3 separate regions of the Homo sapiens genome follow, and all the other regions are linked to region 2. A link is an interaction called in ENCODE POLR2A ChIA-PET data of the cell type or tissue named here. Cell type or tissue: CD4-positive, alpha-beta T cell. All regions are shown on one strand.

Region 1 (2,500 bases), 190 kb before region 2:
CAGCATAATTTTAGTGTTGAGTTGCCCAAGACACAGTTGCTTTCAGTCTTTCTTCAGAGAATCCCAGAAGCTCCTAGAATATGTAAGTAGGGGCATTTGTCACCCCTACTTATTCTCACAGTTGAAGTTCAAGTTCATTCCTATCATTGAACAGGGGAGAAGATTCAGAGAAGCAGCCAAATTCCAAGTGATTTGGCATGAAAAAATCTCAGCCTGAAAGTAATCAGAGGCCTAGAGTTTTCAATCTCTCTAAGTTTTGTAGACAATTTACATAATTACATTGGCACACACATTTTTCCATTTCAATAAAAAAGCCTCAAAGATCTTTATGTTCATGGACAAATCTTTAATATTGTAAAAAATATAAAATAAACCAATATAAACTCAAAAATTCCAAATAGGGGCATGATTCCTTGATTTTTCTTTTCAGAGCCAGTAAGAATACATTTCAGATAGAGGAAAAGGGAGGTCTGGAACTTTCCTTTGCCAATACCCTTCCTCCACTCAAACATACACAAGAAGCTTTATTAGCCAAGTCTCCCCCACTTTGCTTTGATATTTTGAGCCCAATTGAATATGACTGATCACAGCTCTCAGTACATGTTTGTGGGCAGATTTTTGCTTGCACACATAGTACGAACGTCTTTGATCAAGACCAGCTGAGAATACTGGCCTAAATAGGTAGACTTGGCAGAATTCTCAACCTTGGCTATTTCTATCAAGGCTAAGGGGTTCATACTACCTTTTAGAAGTCTTTTTTCCTCATGGAACTAATTAAATATAAGTCTGTATAATAGAAGTAAAGTTAAAACAACTATAATAATTTCTGTTTATTTTTGATTACAGCAAAACGGACTGAACACAAAGTGGTTTATAAATTCCATGCTTACGATCACAGACAGGAGCCACAAACCATGAATGCCAAAGTAAACGCAGACCAAGCTGAGTGTCAGAGTCAAAGAAAATATACATCAAATTTAATGATACATATTTAATGATATGTATAATCACTGTAATTGCTTGAGTAGACAGGAGGAGGCGCCAAAGACACATTTCATCAGCCTCACAAATCAGCTGGTCCAGATGGCCCCCCATCTTCTTCAATCCTACTCCAGCGCCCAGAGGACAAAGTCCCTGGACCGGTAGTGAAGGCCAGAGGACCACACATACTCATTTACTCTCTCCATTCCCTCCACAGGCCAGAAGCATAGGCTGGGATGGTGGAGTCAAAAATGATCTCCTTGCACAATTCCTGCTCAGAAGCTCAAATAACCTATGAAGAGCTACCAGATGTGTGTCTCTTTGTCAACATAACTCTAGCACAAAGCACAGAGTCAGGGACAATTTGTTAAAAGGATGACCCCTGCGAAGACGGCTATTTGTGTTGGGAGATGAGGAAGAAGATTGGCATGGCAATGTGAAAGTCTTAGAAATTCACCTCCTAGTGCATGTAAGTTAATTGGTTTGCTTTCCTAACATCTAATACCCAAGGAAATTGGAGTTTTAAAGACTGTTAAGATATTGGGTTCCTACAGAAAGAGGGAAAATATATGAGAAAAAGCATCCCCCTCAAAACCCCACTTCTTCATTTAATACTTGTTTTGGGGTTTTTAAAAAAACTTTTAGGTTCAGGGGTACATGTGCAGGTTTGCTATATAGGTAAATTTGTGTCATGGGGGTTTGCTGTACAGATCATTTTGCCACCCAGGTACTAAGCCTTTTACCAAATAGTTATTTTTTCTTATTTTCTCCCTCCTCCCACCCTCCACCCTTAAGTAGGCCCCAGTGTCTGTAGTTCCCCTCTTTGTGTCCATGTGTTCTCATCATTTAGCTCCCCCTTATAAGTGAGAACATGCAGTATTTGGTTTCTTGCTCCTGTGTTTGTTTGCTAAAGATTATGTCCTCCAGCTGTATCCATGTTCCTACAAAGGACATGATCTAGTTCTTTTTTATGGCTGCATAGTATTCCATGGTATCTATGTACCATACTGTCTTTATCCAGTCTACTGTTGATGGGAATTTAGGTTGATTCCATGTCTTTGCTATTGTAAATAACGCTGCAATGAACATACATATGCATGTATCTTTATGGTTAGAATGATTTATATTCCTTTGGGTATACACCCAGTGGTGGGATTGCTGGGTTGAATGATAGTTTTGCTTTTAGGTCTTTGAGGAATTGCCACAGTGCCTTCCACAATGGTTAAACTAATTTACACTCCCACCAACAATGTATAAACATTCCCTCTTCTCCACAACCTGGCCAGCATCTGTTATTTTTTGACTTTTTATTAATAGCCATTCTGACTGGTATGAGATGGTACCTCATTATGGTTTTGATTTGCATTTCTCTAATGATCAGTGATGCTGAGCTTTTTTTCATACGCTTATGGCCACACATATGTTTTCTTTTGAAATTCACTTAACACTTGTATCAAAGACAGGCCCTATTCCCTTTTCCCTCCTTTCAGAACCCTTTCCTCCTGTCTTATCTCCTGTT
Region 2 (2,500 bases):
TCAGTAGGTTGCAAAAATTTTCTCCCATTCTGTAGGTTGCCTGTTCACTCTGATGGTAGTTTCTTTTGCTGTGCAGAAGCTCTTTAGTTTAATTAGATTCCATTTGTCAACTTTGGCTTTTGTTGCCATTGCTTTTGGTGTTTTAGACATGAAGTCCTTGCCCATGCCTATGTCCTGAATGGTATTGCCTAGGTTTTCTTCTAGGGTTTTTATGGTTTTAGGTCTAACATTTAAGTCTTTAATCCATCTTGAATTAATTTTTGTATAAGGTGTAAGGAAGGGATCCAGTTTCAGCTTTCTACATATGGCTAGCCAGTTTTCCCAGCACCATTTATTAAACAGGGAATCCTTTCCCCATTGCTTGTTTTTGTCAGGTTTGTCAAAGACCAGATAGTTGTAGATATGTGGAATTATTTCTGAGGGCTCTGTTCTGTTCCATTGGTCTATATATCTGTTTTGGTACCAGTACCATGCTGTAACCAAACAATTTTTAAAGGGAAGTTCATCAAATGCTTTTTTGCCAACCAAAAAAAAAAAAAGAAGTAAAAAAGATAGACAATCTTTTCTTAAAAAAAAAAAATGTTTCTTTTCTAATTGTTTTCTTTTCTAAAAACATAAGTCTATATGCCAAAGATAAAGCTTTGATGACTGTACACACCCTGTCTTCTTCCATAGTAGCTGTTATTACTGCTGAGCCTTCTGAAAAGTGTTTAAGGAGTGATAACAAGGGACCCTAGAGAATCTGAGACTTTTCGTTGCTAAACAAAAAATCAGAACCACGCTTGAGATGTTATACTACTAAGACAACAGGAACATTTGTCACATATCAAACAAGAGACAGGGTCTGCTAACTGCAGCGATGGCCAGAAGAGACAGCCTGCAAGTCTAGTTCATCCTTATGAAGAAAACAGGATCTGAAAAAAACTCACACCTCGAAATCATCTCTTCTGTGTGACGGGACAAGAGAAAAACCGAGGGCAAAATGCAAATTCACATGCAACTAGAAATCACAACTAAAAATCTGTAATGTATGATATGTGCTAGGCTTTACAATAAGAGTCTATGAGAAACAGCTTACTTCCTACCAGCCAGGACAAAATATTCGCACACTGTTATACAAACAAATCTTCCTAGCCATACGGTAGTTCCCTCTGATACAGCACTCTGGGCAGAGAGCAATAAACAAAATCCAGACAGGAAGTAGCCAGAAAGAATAAATGGCAGAGCTTTCTGGCAGTATCTTCCTGTAGAGAAACAAGAGACAGCTTTTTATTTTAATAAAATTATCTTAGAACCCAGGCCCTAAAATTACTTATTAATATGATTCCCCACAGAGGTGGGGAAGTTATAAATGAGGTTGTAGTGTTTTGGCTCCACTCCTAGAGTCAACATCATGAAGTGAACTCTATTTACTGGCCACTGACAACTCCAGAATCAAATTCCCATCCAGAATGAACAATTTTGACCTACCCCCTAGTGGGTGCCCTTTCTGAAGCCTTTTCTCATTTTAAGGCATATGGATTTGTGCTAACGGAAATTCCACGTAAAAATTTCAACCTACCAAAATGAGTGCATTCTTTCCACAGAAGAATGTTTGAAGAAACTACAGTTGCTTTTAAGTTAAGATTGACAGGTCAGGCATGGTGGCTCATGCCTGTAATCCCAGCACTTTGGAAGACCGAGGCGGGTGGATCACTTGAGGCCAGGAGTTCAAGACTAATCTGCCCAATATGGTGAAACCCTGTCTCTAATAAAAATATTAAAAATTAGCCAGGCATGGTGGAGCACACCTGTAATTCCAGTTACTTGGGAGGCTGAGACAGGAGAATCGCTTTAACCCAGGAGGCAGAGGTTGCAGTAAGCCGAGATCACGCCACTGCACTCCAGCCTGGGAAACACAGTGAGATTCTTTTAAAAAAACAAAAACAAAAACAAAAAACGTTAGCAATACATTCAAAATTTACTTTCCTAACATGGATATCTAAACAATACATTAAGCAAGATATCATATTGCATGATATGCTCTGGTGCTGTCTGTGAATAATAATGCCTCTTTAAAAGGTGTTGTGTCTTCCCTGCACTGGGCCCAGCTCTCCTGCCACAGCCCCTCACCCCCTGAAAATGTACACCTGCTCCAAGTTCGTCTCCACTCCCTCCTTGGTCAAGAGCGCCTCACAGCTGCTAAGCCATCTGCTACCTGCAGTGGTGCTGAAATGACCAGAGACACTGACAGGTGAGAACCTCAGCAGCTTGGTAGTCTCACGTCCCCTTACCTCACTTGTCCCTGGCCGCAGCTTGGAAAGCAGCGCCATTTCAAGGGACATCGACACAACAGCCAAGTTCATTGGGGCTGGGGCGCCACAGTTGGGGTGGCGGGCTCTGGGGCTGGGATTGCGACTGTGTTTGGGAGCCTCATCATTGATTATGCCAGGAACCCTTCTCTGAAACAACAGCTCTTCTCCTACACCATTCTAGGCTTTACCCTCTAGGAAACCATGGG
Region 3 (2,500 bases), 61 kb after region 2:
TCCTGGAAAAAATAAAACAGTGGAAGGTGAGAAAGTAAGATTCACCATAGAATACAAAGGGATAAAGGAGGGAGGAAAGAAGAGAAGCTGCAAAGAAATGTAGATGGAAGCACCAAGCTCCTTTAAAAGAGAGAAAAACCCTGACTGGGCATTTTAGCATGCAATTATGGTCCTTAAACTTCACCAGGACACTGTAGAGTCTCAGCAACCATTCTCAACCTTCCTGCAGAAAATTGATAGCCCAAATTCACATTTTTTTATTTTATTTTATTTTTGAGACGAAGTCTCACTCTTGTCGCCCAGGCTGGAGTGCAGTGGTACAATCTTGGCTCACTGCAACCTCCGCCTTCTGGGTTCAAGTGATTCTCCTGCCTCAGCTTCCCAAGTAGCTGGGTTTATAGGTGTGCACCACCATGCCCAGCTAATTTTTGTATTTTTGGTAGAGACAGGGTTTCACCATGTTGGCCAGGCTGGTCTCAAATTTCTGTCCTCAAGTGATCTGCCCACCTCGGCCTCCCAAAGTGCTTGGATTATAGGCATGACCCACCGCACCAGGCCCAAATTCACAAAATTTAAATGCCCCTCTTTCTTCTCCTTCACAGCCAAACTTCTCAAAATAAATGTCTCTTTTTTTCTGATCTCCACTTCCTCACCTCCTCCGCCACTCCACAGGGTGCCCCTGAGCCCACTGTCCTGAAACCACAATGACTCTGATCAGTTCCACACAGGTCCATGCTGACAACACTCTGTCTTAGACCCTCATTGTTTCTCCCGACCTCCAGTCCCACCAAGCTGCCTGCTTCTCTCTCGGATGTCTCAAAATCACCTCATACTCAGCATGTCCAAAACAAAAATTAATAATCTTCCTCCTCCAGTGTTCCCCCCTCCTCGGTAAATGACACCACCCTGGACCCAGTGTTGATCTAAGAACAAATGCTGGGGCTCACACTTGGTATCTCCGTTTCCCTCTCATCTCTCACATCCTGCCAGTTACCGAGTCTTGTCAATCCACGTTCTTTAAATCTCTTGAATCTGTCCCTAACTCTGATCTTCCTGGACCTCACTCCAGGCCAGTCTCATGTTTATCTACTGATTGGAAGGCTGATAAGCATTGGTTTCTTCTGATCTATTCTCCACCCCACAGGCAGAACAATCTTCTGAAAGACAAGCCTAATCAAGCCACAACCCCTCCAATGGCTTTCCATTGCCTTCAGCCTGTTTACAAACACCTCAGCATGCATGATGTTCAGAGTCCTCACATTCCCCACCCATCATTCTTCTTGCAGAGAAGCCACATTGCTCAACTCTGGGGGATGCCATTCCCAGCCTAGTCTGTGAATGATAACTGCTGGAGTAGTGCAGTGCACAATCTGTGTGCCTAAACAGGGCAACCTTGCCTCCGTGTCACACTTTATACACTGTGCTGAAAGCAGCTCCCCGATGCATATTTCTTCTCTCTCTGAGCCTTTGCATATTGCTGTTTCCTGTTTATACTTTTACCCACCTCGATATCATTTTCTTCTGGTTAATCTTGTACTTCAGATCTCAGTTTAGATATCACTAACCCCATGAATTTTCCCTTACTCACTTCACCTCCCAAGTTTGGATTAGGAGTATCCCTAAGGTTTATGTTTAGTGCCCTCTGCTTAACCCCTATTATTGTATTTATCCCTTCATCCTATAATTGCCGGATTACTTTTCTGTCTCCCTCTTTTAGGGCATGGACTGTGTTTAATCCACCTTGATGTTTCTAGTTCATTGTATAGTATCTGGCACATAGTAGATACAGAGCAAATACTTTTGAATGAATGTAACTTTGAGTAAATAATTTAATCTCATCAAACCTTAGTTTACTACTAGTCAAATGAGGCTAAGGATGCCTGTCCTCAATACCGTGGAGAATCATATAATAAAATGTATATGAAAATGCTTTGAAAAATGGAAAGAAATACGTAAATGAGAGAGAAGGAGACTGAACAATTGGTATGGCATTATGATAATGAGAAAGTGACAAGGAATGAGATGATTTTCTGCAGAGAGAAGCAAGAGAGACACATTTCCACCCTATCATGTATAAGAACTAATGCCTGTGCTGCTGAAGTGAGTGCAAATTCTGCATCTTATTTCTGAACTAGGATGAGAAGCCAGAATGTTTCAAAAGGTGGGAAATGAGGAATGTAGTAATCAAGCTACAACTTCCGCTTATTAATTGGTCACACAACCAGTGCTGTATATTGATTTATATGTCATATACATAATATATATCAATTTTGTCACACATATTAAGATATATATGTTATTAAGATCAAGTTTCTGATATTTGTTCATTTATTTAATTAATTAATTTTTGTAAAAAAGACCAAGTTGCTGAAAATGGTGAACGAGGGGCTCAGATAGTCAAAGAATAAACACAGCCCTTCTTCCTTGGGCATCAGTTGGATTTAATGATTCGGGGAATTAAGTCACTTAACTTGGTAGGTAACTTGAAGCAGTATTTTCA

The links. ChIA-PET counts read pairs that join two places held together with the same protein. Peaks named below come from ENCODE experiments on the same cell type or tissue, not always from the same donor. Only the 100,000 strongest peaks of a DNase experiment are listed, where the experiment ranks them.
Region 1: POLR2A ChIA-PET joins it to region 2 with 5 read pairs; 1 of 35 experiments calls an interaction of 5 or more read pairs at or near these places.
Region 3: POLR2A ChIA-PET joins it to region 2 with 6 read pairs; 11 of 35 experiments call an interaction of 5 or more read pairs at or near these places.

The regions. Positions count from the first base shown.
Region 1 is chr2:197,074,896-197,077,395 of GRCh38, forward strand. All of the region lies in intron 16 of ANKRD44 (ankyrin repeat domain 44), which reads right to left. Among named protein-coding and RNA genes, the nearest start is that of ANKRD44-AS1, 120 kb to the right of the region's middle. In CD4-positive, alpha-beta T cell, a CTCF peak has its summit at 1,040 (motif pointing right); a DNase peak (open chromatin) is centred at 1,046.
Region 2 is chr2:197,260,990-197,263,489 of GRCh38, forward strand. The region is part of intron 1 of ANKRD44 (ankyrin repeat domain 44); the gene reads right to left. The region is part of intron 5 of ANKRD44-IT1 (ANKRD44 intronic transcript 1); the gene reads right to left. It also overlaps the pseudogene ATP5MC2P3. Among named protein-coding and RNA genes, the nearest start is that of ANKRD44-IT1, 40 kb to the right of the region's middle. In CD4-positive, alpha-beta T cell, no CTCF peak of the experiment used is centred here; DNase peaks (open chromatin) are centred at 1,122 and 2,222; H3K27ac peaks cover 2,013 bases.
Region 3 is chr2:197,322,207-197,324,706 of GRCh38, forward strand. No RefSeq gene overlaps it. Among named protein-coding and RNA genes, the nearest start is that of ANKRD44-DT, 12 kb to the left of the region's middle. In CD4-positive, alpha-beta T cell, no CTCF peak of the experiment used is centred here; a DNase peak (open chromatin) is centred at 1,335; H3K4me3 peaks cover 916 bases; H3K27ac peaks cover 1,245 bases.